Regions from separate parts of the Mus musculus genome. Here region 1 is linked to region 2. A link is a contact called in ENCODE Hi-C or POLR2A ChIA-PET data. All regions are on one chromosome and are shown on one strand. Each heading gives the region's core, a stretch centred on a gene start or an enhancer-like site at or near the end of the contact. The rest is flanking DNA. Distances are from core to core; before and after follow the strand shown.

Region 1 (5,635 bases), core at 168-2,667, 110 kb after region 2:
TTAGCTATGTGCAATATTTACAACTTAGATTTTACAACTGAAAAACCACATTGAACCTGTAAAGATGAAAAAGTTGGCAATTTGTGGTTATAATTTCAAAAATGTCAAAAACGGTTTTACCTCAAACATTTTATAATAAATAGCACCGCACACAGTACCATCCCCAAAGTATTACTCCTCACTGGCTTACTTTATCCCAACAATTAGGGGTATCCAAGGTCAGAGGAACCCAAGAACTTGGACACAGCACTTTTTAAGGGACAGCGGGGACTGATGGAAAGCTTGGGTCTTCAAAACCTTACAGCAAAGCCCCCTTTACCCTCCAGTCCTGAGACAGCAAATCCTGTAATTCTCCTTCGTCGTCACTGTCCACATTCTCCTCTTCCTTTTTCTGAAGTTCTTTTATGGTCAAAACCTCTTTAAGTTTGTTTTTTATTTCATCCTGGCGATTCCGCAGCTTTTCCACTCGGCGGTAACATTCTATCTGCTCATCAATCTCTCCAATCTGCCGGTCCAACCGTCCCTCCTCATCCTCTTCAGCAACGATCGCTTCAGAGATAGTGTTGACTTGCCTCATAGCCTTTTGAAACTCGTCCCACTCTTTGTCCATCTGATCCTTTGGGGCATCCACCTTCCGGACCTTTGCATCTACCTCAGGGTCGTCGAAGAACCCTTCTGGTAATGCTTCGGCGGTGTTCTCTCTTCTTTCCACCACTTTTTCATGTATTTCTGCTTTCTCAATGGACCCTGAATGAGGAACTAAGGGGGCCTTGGGAGGATTTGTATTAAACGGATCGTTTGGCAGCACATTGCTTGTTGTCTCCCTCGGAGAGGCAAGCGAGTGTTCTTTGCCCTGTGCATCCGGAAGATGCTTGCTGCTGTCCCTTCTTTCTTCTCCACCTCCCTCTTCTTCCTCCTCTTCCTCATCGTCATAATCAGGCAGTAAACCGAGTCCAGGTTTACTGGGGGCCGCCCTAGCGGCATCCAAGTTGGCGGACGAGGCTGAGGTGGAGGGCTGTACCTGAGGTCCCGCGGAGGCCTTGGCTTTCTTGGCGTCTTGGCTCTCCACATCCGTCGCTCTCCTCTTGGTGGCCTGAGGTACAGTGCCGGTCGACGGGCCCTGGGTTGCTCCTTTGGCGCCTTTCAGCTCCGCTACTCTCTCCCGGTGCTGCTTTCCCAGAACATGGGTCTGCCACAGGAGCTCGCTCTTGACCGGGGTGTTACACAGTGCGCAGCTCAGCTGCCCCAGACGGTTGTACTTGGCGAATGGAGATTCGATCCTCTTCCGGTTGGTGCTCAGGCGCTGCTTCTCCCTCATCAAGCGCCTCAGTTCTTCCTGATTCACCACTCGCTTCCCAGCCGGAGTCCGAGTAGAGGTGGAGGACGCCATGTTTGCGCCCAGGACTCAGGCGAGTCTAGCTTCCGAGGCGTGATAGCGTCACTTCCTGTTATGGCGCCGATTGGCCCACACTCAGGAGTGTGGGCGTGGCGCCAGGGTTCGGAGTCGGCAAGTTTGGGGCTGGACTGTTGAACCATGGCTGCGATCAAAATCGCTAACCCTGGCGCTGAAGTGACCCGGAGCCAAGCGGCCTTGGCTGTGAACATCTGCGCCGCCCGTGGGCTGCAGGATGTGCTGCGTCCCACCTTGGGTCCTAAGGGCGCGCTAAAAATGTGAGATGCCGCTAGAGTGTGCGGGGTGTCGCGGCTCACTCTGATTCTGATGCTGATCAGTGAAAACCTGTGAGCAATGCTGCGACATTTAGACACCCGGTTTCCTCTCTCTCACTCCTGCTCTTAGGATTCTCTAGCCGAGGAAGAGAGCGCCTCCCCGAAGAAAAGACTCCGTCAATAGAAACTGTTAGCCTTGTGCGCGCGCTCAGCAGACGTTGGGCTGCAGCTCCGCCGCAGGCAGTATTGTTTTGACGTGGTGGAGTGGTACTGGCTTTGGAGCTAGGCAGGCATAGGTTCAAATTCAAGTTCCATTATCTTCCAGCAGTTGGGACTCTCCGCACCTACAGTTCTTCATGTTTAGTCATCCATTTGGACATATGTTTATTTAGCACCATTGTTTTACGAAGAAAGAAGAGTAGGGGAGATCAAAAGGTCTCTTGGGAAAGAGACACCCTGAGAGGAATGAGCAAAGTAGCGTTTATAGTAAACGAGTCCACTTAACACTAGATGCTGGAAAAACAGATGGGATAGTTTCTGTCCTTTCCTTTAAAAACCTGATTTATATTTACGTGTGCACATCTGTCTGAGTTTATGTGCATCAGGTGTGAGCAGATGCCCCCAGAGGTCAGAGGGTGACAGATCCCTAGAACTCGAGTTATAGGCAGTTGTAAGCCATTTGATATGGGTGCTGGAGACCAAGCTCAGATCCTCTTCAAAAACAATAAGTGCTTTTTAACTGCTGAGCCATCTCTCTAGCCTTTGAGATGGTATCCTTAAAGTGACATGGCAGTGACAGGTATGTCAATTATATAGAGATGCAAATGATTTTACAGAGGAAAGGGCCCAATTACCGATGATTGAAGGAAAATCCTCTCAGATATCAGGGGATGTTTGATCAGAGTTGTAGAAGAATGAGTGACAGGAATCAAGACCTCCTAGTGGTGTAAATCCACCAGAAATAAACATTATAATGCATTAAGGGAACAGAAAGACCTACTGTGGGAATAATGGTGGATGGAACAGGAGAGTTTGGAAAAGGCCAAGTATGTTACTGATAAATTACCTGGATTTTTATCTTGAAGATGGTAGAGAATGTAACATCTTTGAAGGATTGGTGATCAGGAAACTGAATCCCATTGCCTTTTAGAAAGATGTAGCATGGAGGGTTGATTCAAATTAGGAGACAAGATGCTGTCTAAGCAGTCTAGGAAGGATAACAATTAAATTGGAGAGAGATGTCCAAAGGCATTTTAATTGTAGAATTGACTAAGCTTGGTGATTTAATAAATGCAAGGCACTAGACAACTAAATTCAGTGGCTGAATCATGACATTCACCAAGATAAAAACCTACAGAAATTTGTAGATTTGTACTCTGTTTCATACTTTTAAAAAAATATTTATTTTTATCATGTATACAATGTTCTACTTGCATGTATGCCTGCATGCCAGAAGAGGGCACCAGATCTCATTATAGATGGTTGTGAGCCACCATGTGGTTGCTAGCAATTGAACTCAGGTCCTATGGAAGAGCAGCCAGTGCTCTTAACCTCTGAGCCATCTCTCCAGCCCTGTTTTATACTTTTCATTAGCCAACATGTATAACTCATCAGCTCGTGTTTAAACCATAAATGCTCTGTTTGGAATGAAATTACTGTAAGGTCATCCGGGAGAACTAATCCCATGAGACGCAAGTGGCAGTCACTACCACATGTCACCACGTGGCTCAGTGTAGCGTTTCCAAGCCCAGTCAACTGTTTTTAGGACCATAAATGGCAAGAACTCGGGAGGGTTTGTTGATTCTTGGCTTGTGTAGTTAAGCACCATTGTCCTTTTTACAGGCTTGTTTCTGGGGCAGGTGACATCAAACTCACCAAAGACGGCAATGTACTGCTTCATGAGATGGTGAGCCAATGCTCTTTGTCATTTTCTTTTCTCAGACAGGAGCTGCCTATGTAGCCCTGGCTGGCCGCAAATTCACAATTTCCTCTCCCCTTCTTGCCTGCCTCAGCTTCCTGAGTGTTGGATTCAGGTATTAGATGCAGTGCCGAGCTGCTGCTGGCTATGATAAATTGTATAAGCTTTAATTAAGAACATGGCACATGGGCTGGGAATGCAGCTCAGGGATAGAGCACTTCCCCAGCATGTGCAGGACTCTAGGTTCAACATTGGGGTGGGGAAGGTACACTCTGAAAGTTCGTTTGTTTGTTTGTTTATTGCAGGCCGGAGAGATGACTTAGTGATTAAGAGCTGTTTTCCCAGAGAACTTGGGATCAATTTCCAGAACCCATATGGGAGGCCACAACTCTGTACTCCAGTTCCTCACATAAGCATACATTCAGGCAAAACACCGATGCACATAAATTAAAGAAAAAAAATTTTTAGCTGGGCTTGATGGTATATGCCTTTAAACCCAGCACTCCAGAGGCAGAGACAGGCAGATCTCTGAGTTTAGGACTATCCTGTTCTACAGATCAACTTCCAGAACAGCCAGGGCTACACAGAGAAACCTTGTCTTGAAAAATATATATATATATATTTTTTTTTTGCAATGCTAGAGATTGAGTGATGCACCCTCATATACTGGGCAAGTGCTCTTTACCACTAAGCTACACCTTCAACCTTACCCCCCTCCCCCATCTATCTATTTATCTATCTATCTATCTATCTATCCATGTATATATATATATATTTATTTCATGTATGTGGGTATACTGTTGCTGTCTTCAGACACACCAGAAGAGGGCTTCAGATCTCATGGTTGTGAGCCACCATGTGATTGCTGGGAAATAAACTCAGGACCTCTGGAAGAGCAGTCAGTGCTCTTAGCCGCTGAGCCATCTCTCCAGCCCACAATTTATATTTTTAAGGATTTTATTGATTTTTAAATTTCATATGTATGAGGGTCTATCTTTATGAATGTATGCTACATGTATGCTGGTACCTGCAGAGGCCAGAAAAGGGTTTCAGGTTCCCTGGAGCTGGACTTTGAGCCACTTCTGGGTGCTGGGAACCAAACTCCACTTCCTGGAAGAACAGAACATACTCTTAATGGCTAAGCTGTCTCTCTAACCCAACTTTTTTTTTTTTTAATTAAAGGCCTTCCCCAAGACCACCTGACCACAATTTGTATTTTTAAGGCTGCCAGCTAAATACTGCAGTCTTGAGATATGGCTGTTGGATTAAACCTCAACAGAATGATTTTTGCAGTTTTCAAATGTTTATAGATTCTGATAGCTTAGGGAGACTTACAAATTAATAACATCTTTTCCAGAGCACTTCATTATAGTCTCTGTAATCATGCAAAAAGAAAAAGTCCTCTACGGTGTTCATAAATATATTCCTCTTAGAGATTGAAGGGCTTAATCTCTTCTTGGAAATGTCATTGCATTTTGAAGCAAAGACTTTCATACAATGTTCAAACCTCATTAATTCTCAACTTTAAAACTTTGGATTTGACATTTACTAAATGTTGATAATGCAGACCTTGTAAGTGCGCAGCATGACGTTTGCTTGTTAATTTTACTATTGTCCCTTGGGCTGCCTTGGATTCAGTGGCTTTCCGCATCATAGTTTCTGTCTTTAAATTTGCTGTTTACCTTTTCCAGCAAATTCAACACCCAACGGCTTCCATCATTGCAAAAGTGGCAGCAGCCCAAGACCATGTCACAGGGGATGGCACTACCTCAAATGTCCTGATCATTGGAGAGTTGCTAAAGCAAGCTGATCTTTACATTTCTGAGGTATTAAACATTCACACAAAGCAAGTTTTTTAAATTTAATTTTAGAGGATGAGAACTAATTTTAATTAAGATAACCTTAGGCAGTTGTAAATGGAAAGTGCTTTTTATTTTTTGCCAAAGTAATGGCTTTTATTGCAATTATATACTTTTAAAAATATAAAATATTTAATGATATATAGAAAGGTTAAAGAGAAAGCTCCCGTGTACCCATGAATCCTGCTTA
Region 2 (5,456 bases), core at 894-3,393:
TTTCCTTATTGGTAAAATGTGTATCTCAGGGGAGTTAAGTAGGTGATTTATGCAAAGTGCCTTTCACAGAGAGACTAGCACATAGTAGGTGCTCCATCACTATTAGTTCTTCTGGCGCCTGCCAGAAGTAACAGAAATCAGGGCACTAGGACTTAGAAGCCTTGCTGCTACTAATAAAAGAAATAATGTGATTTATTTTTTCAGTGCTGTTTGGGGAAAGGCGTGTGCTTTATAAATATGTATTGGAAAGTACTTAGCAAATGAGTAGAAATAATAAAAATATGTCAAAGGAAACAGCTCCTATAAATATGTCACTTGGTAGACAAATTAGTGTTTTATTACTACTAAATACTATTGCTCGCCGAAAAGGATTTCAGATTACTCGCACAATGGGTACATTATTGAATGCCTCTGCGGAAGGGCACGATAAAGATGAAAAATTGTGATGGTGATAACGCCTAAGGTGGAGAAAGGAGGGGTGTGGGTCCGAGGCCTCGCTCCAGTAAGCTGCTCATTATTTAGCAGCAGTCGGATGATTTAGCCACAATATGGACCAGAGGGCCCTGAAAAAAGGATTTCTGTTGGATACCATGAATTCAGGCCCTGATTATCGTCCGACTGGGGGTGGGGTGGGGTGGGGTGGGGGGTAAGTGCACTTCCTTTTCAGAACTGGGCACTCTGGTTGTGAGTTAACAACAACAACAACAAAAATCGCAGGTCTGGATCTCCTTTCACTTCTGTTTTGGACCTATTACATGTCTGTGGCTATCATTCATATCCAGAGATGGACAGTGTGGTGAAGAACCTGTGTCTCCAGCACGGCGCTCAGACCCATTTCAGAAATATCAGAGGATGGACAATGTTGGTGCGTCAAAGGAACGGAAACCAGAAAGGGAAGGGAGAAAATGATATACACCTTTGTGGAGGAAAAAGTCCGGAGAGAAGCGGAGCTCATAGGGAACTGCAGCAAAGCGAAGCTGCAGAAATAAGCAGGCAGGAGAAAGGGGCAAGGGGCGAACATCCAACTCAGGTGCCAGGGGTCCTTAGAAGGCGGGGCTCCCTGTACACTCCAGGTTGGAGAAAGAAAGAGTTTTGCATCTGAGTTCTGCTTTTCTCTGTGTGGAAGCTCGAAAATTACTTAAAATGTAGATCCTTGTTGATAACAAGCATATAACAGTACAGAGCGTGCTGGGGTGTTCTGAGAACTGGAAATAGCAAAGGGCTTATAAAGTGAGTCTGGTACGGATGCACATATTTTAGCTCTGGTTCCCTTCTGATAGTCTTTATTTTAAAATACAAGGGGTAGCACTGTGGTAGAGCACTTGTCTAGTATGTACAAAAATCCCAAGCACCAAAATATTGAATAAATCAAAATACAAATTGCTCAGGAAAACTCTGAGAGGTCTTTGATGGGAACCTGAAGCATAAGAAAATGATGTCACTAGACACCAGCCAGAAGAATTAGCATTTATATGACTTCCGTGACTAGGCATCTTCTTAGATCACTGGCTAATGATCCCCTATGCTACCCTGGTGTTTTATGCTTTACTAAGGCCTTTGTGCATTATCTCATTTAATGTGCGGGCCCAACCGGCCTTTCTGGGATGGGGAAGATATTGGAAAGGTTAAGTGCCTGCCAAAAGGTGCACGGGTGATGAACGATGGCTGGGTGGTTTCTTAGCAGTCGTTTTTATTGTACTGCAACCTTTCTCAGCTGTGTCCCCACCTTCCTAACATGAAAGTAGCTTATCCAAGGAGGAAAAGACAGGTTATGATGCCCCACTGAATTGGCTTTTAATATCGCCAAGAAACTTAATAAATTAGATGAGTCTGGGGTTCTGGAAATCTGTCGGGTACGATGAAACATGAAATCAAGGGTTCAATATTCAAACTTTACTATAAAGCTAGTTAGTGATCTTAAGGGACTTGCTCAAGATCACCACATAAGGGATTGGTTGGCTCGGCCTAGACTGGGGACTCCACACCTAGCCGGGCTCCGACAGAGGGCGCTCGCGGAGGCTTGCACTCTAGACCGCCGCGCGCCCGATTCCTCTCTATGGTGGCGGGGGCGTGCGCTCCCGCGGGGGTGGGGTGGAGGGCGGGGCCGCAAGCCGGGAGGGCGGGGCCGCACGCTGGACGGGCGGGGCCCACGCCGAGCCGCGGGGGACTGGGTTAGTGGGGGTGGACTTCCTGGGGCCGCCCGTGAGGATGTGGTTCGGGCACCCGGGCGCCCCTCAGGCGTGGAGTTGCGGCGGCCGCAGACCCCGCAGCCCCGCTGCCTGAGTGGCCGCGGTCGGGATCTGGCCTCTGCCGTCCCAGGTGTGGCCCGGCAGCGTCCGCGGCAGGTGAGGAGGCGGTGGCTGTGGCTGTGGCGGGTTGGGCTGGAGGATCCGGTGCTTCAGGCTGTGCTCCGGGGGGTGTGAGGATCCAGCTGCGCTCCGGGAGTGGGGCAGCCCTTTCCAGGAACTCCCCACCGCCAGGTCACCCCACACCTGTCCCATGAAAGTGCCGCAAAGCATTTCGTCTGTGTGCGCCGTAACCCGGGACGTGTGTCCTCAACTTGTACCCAAGTGTCGTAAGAACCCGGTAGGTCCTGGGGAAGGATGCATTTCTGTAGGACAGAAAACCGTCTACAGAGGCAGAGCTTTGGCGGCACTGGCTCTCTACCAGGAGGACCCTGGAGATTCGGAGTTTGGAGGTTAGATGGGAAGTTTGGGATGCTGCTCTCCCCTCCTCCCTCCTCCCTGCCAGAGTCTGCTGTCTGCCTCTTGGGAGTCGACCTCTGTCCCCGACGTGTGTTAGGTCGCCACTGTGTGGTCCTGGCCGAGACTCAGAGGGAAGTAGGGCCCCTCTCCAGCTGGCTGCCCAGGAGACATTTGACCGGGCATGGGGAAGTCTGGGTAGATCAGGGGAGTCCACAGCCTTTCCTGGCGTCTGTTTGAGCTCCGATTTAAGACCGGTAGAAAAAAACAACAGCAGCGTACTTCTTCCTTTTTTCTTTTTTTTTTTAAAGCTGTCATGGGGGTGGGGGGGTGCTGTTGTGTAATCGAGGAAGATTTCCACATTCCTCTCAGTCCACCACGGGGAAGATTATTCTTAGCTCGGAAATGGGGTTTTACCCACAACTCACACTCTGTGCCCTGGTTAAAGGCTAGAGTGACGCATGAACAAACACCCCAGGATGCGTGTGGCCTTCCAAGAAAATAGTAACCTCCTTATGTATGTTTTGGCTGGTGGCTTGGAGAACCGAGAGACTTCCTGTCGCCACTTTTGAGAGCTGCATGGTGGTTCTTGCCTTGACAGTTCAGTATACTGAAATGTGGGCAAGGCTGTTCGAATACTGTGGCATTTTTCTAGGAATGGAAGGGGACTATGTCCTGGGCAGTTTGTAGAGTTCTAAGACCAAAACTGGCCGTATATTTCCTTTGTGGCAGCTTCCTTATCCTTCCCTCCTCTCCCCCCCCCCCCCATTCTTTCTAATGTTAGCAACTGTTTGTAAAATTTCATATTTGCTAATTCTGGACTCCAGAGTACAGTTAAAAAGTTGTGGTTTATTGGAGGACAGTAGCAGATTGATGTGTCAGGGCTAATTAATAACTTGATGGTGTTCAAAGATGTCCATGTAACAGAGGATACACACTCACCTTAATGTTTAATCACAGAGCCCAGTACATTAAAACTTCTTAGGCCGGGCAGTGGTGGCGCACGTCTTTAATCCCAGCACTTGGGAGGCAGAGGCAGGCGGATTTCTGATTTTGAGGCCAGCCTGGTCTACAGAGTGAGTTCCAGGACAGCCAGGGCTATAGAGAAACCCTGTCTTGGAAAATCCAACCAAAAAACAAAAAAGTTCTTATATTGATTAGCTGTGATCCTGACTCTTTACACTGGGATCCAGGGTTGTAAATCCATCAAATTGACCAATTTAACCAAGTGCTAAAATAAAAACAAAAAAAGAGAAAGCTGTTCTCAGAAAGCTTAAGTTCTTTCTTTCTTTCTTTCTTTCTTTCTTTCTTTCTTTCTTTCTTCTTTTTAGGTTTTTTTCGAGACAGTGTTTCTCTGTAGCCCTGGCTGTCCTGGAACTCACTTTGTAGACCAGGCTGGCCTCGAACTCAGAAATCCACCTGCCTCTGCCTCCCAAGTGCTGGGATAAAAGGTCTGCGCCACCAGGCCCAGGGCTTAAGTGTTTTCAAACTTTCTATCCACCAAGCCCATTGACCTAAGTACTTAGTAACATGTAATAGAAATGCCTGGTAAAGGGATTTTCATTGACATGTTTAACAAATAGCAACATTAACAAAAAGATGGTTTCCTTTCCAATTACAGGAGACTTGTGAAGTTTAATGCAGCCACTTTGGACTGTGTGAGCCACACCTGCTACTTTCTGACATCATCTACATAAACCTAAGGAATGCTGGGGAGGGAGCTAGGTACACTGGGTTTTATTCCTATCATAGAATCTTTAATACTGCTGTTATTTTAATGGGGTGTTAGGGACTTTTATCGCCAAACTTGTGCTGGTAATATATTTATGTTTGGAGAGGAGAGAAAGATTAACTGCTGCACCTCACAGTCTGTCTCTAGAGTTTAGAGTTGGAGTATCATTCAGTTTGATGAGACTAGACCGTTTAGATTGCTCCTAGTGAAGTCTCAAGGGAGGGGCTGCTTTGCTTGCGTTGGAATTGAGTACTTGGTGGAGGCTACTGGTTCTTAGCACTGTGTAGGGAGCTGGTGGTGGGAGGGGGTGGAACTGAGGGTTTTGCCCATACTACAACCGTAGCCCAGGACAGCGAGGGCTACAGAGAAAAAAAAACTAAAAAAAGAAAGAAAGAAAGAAAGAAAGAAAGAAAGAAAGAAAGAAAGAAAGAAAGAACTTAAGCTTTCTGAGAACAGCTTTCTCTTTTTTGTTTTTATTTTAGCACTTGGTTAATTTGAATTACCGACATCTGTGATGTTGGCAATTGAAAGGGCGCTCTTTCCATATGCAGACTGGCATTCCCATTCTTCAGTAGGGGAATGTTCTGGTTGCTGTCTCTTTCTGTGACTTTATGTTAGCCATGGAATTTTAAAATCCTAAAACCAGTTGAGCTCTCAGGTCTCATAAATGCCATCTCACATAGGTAATTGGCCTCTTGTGTAGCCTGTAGTCCGCCCTGTCCCCAGGACTTAACAGTTGCTGTGCACTGGACAGTGGTCACATCTAATTCTGTTAAGCTGGTCTTAGTCTAAACCCATTATCTTCTCTCTCTCTCTCTCTCTCGATGGTCAGGAAGTGTTTCTACTTTGCTTTCCGTATTCAGGCTGATTAGGCCACATTTTGGAGCCTGGTTACAACTGAAGCAGAGCTAAGCAGTTCGTTAAGAGTTCTGCGTGTTTTTAAAACATTTCCCTTTTACAAAGCAAGCATCAGATCTCCATTTCTTCAGGGAGAAACCCAGCTCTTTGAATATGATAGTAAA

Evidence for each region. Hi-C counts contacts between places; a loop is a spot of excess contacts on that map. ChIA-PET counts read pairs that join two places held with the same protein, here RNA polymerase II (POLR2A).
Region 1: a map of heart shows a loop between it and region 2 (5-fold over the local background). The contact joins the promoter of Zfp830 here to the promoter of Rffl in region 2. A Hi-C loop is called at or near these places in 9 of 37 maps with a recorded cell type or tissue (CH12F3, T-helper 1 cell, gastrocnemius and 3 more). POLR2A ChIA-PET finds 5 or more read pairs at or near these places in 3 of 5 experiments (Patski and embryonic stem cell).

Annotation. Positions count from the first base shown.
Region 1 is chr11:82,760,127-82,765,761 of GRCm38, reverse strand. Zfp830 (zinc finger protein 830) reads right to left here and starts at 1,417. Exons shown (of 1, transcript NM_025884.4): 1 at 1-1,417. The coding sequence starts at 1,390. The coding sequence ends at 299. Cct6b (chaperonin containing Tcp1, subunit 6b (zeta)) reads left to right here and starts at 1,441. Exons shown (of 14, transcript NM_009839.3): 1 at 1,441-1,671; 2 at 3,511-3,574; 3 at 5,278-5,412. The coding sequence starts at 1,535.
Region 2 is chr11:82,867,897-82,873,352 of GRCm38, reverse strand. Rffl (ring finger and FYVE like domain containing protein) reads left to right here and starts at 2,143. Exons shown (of 7, transcript NM_001007465.3): 1 at 2,143-2,345. It overlaps Rad51d (RAD51 paralog D), which reads left to right. Exons shown (of 10, transcript NM_011235.4): 10 at 1-290.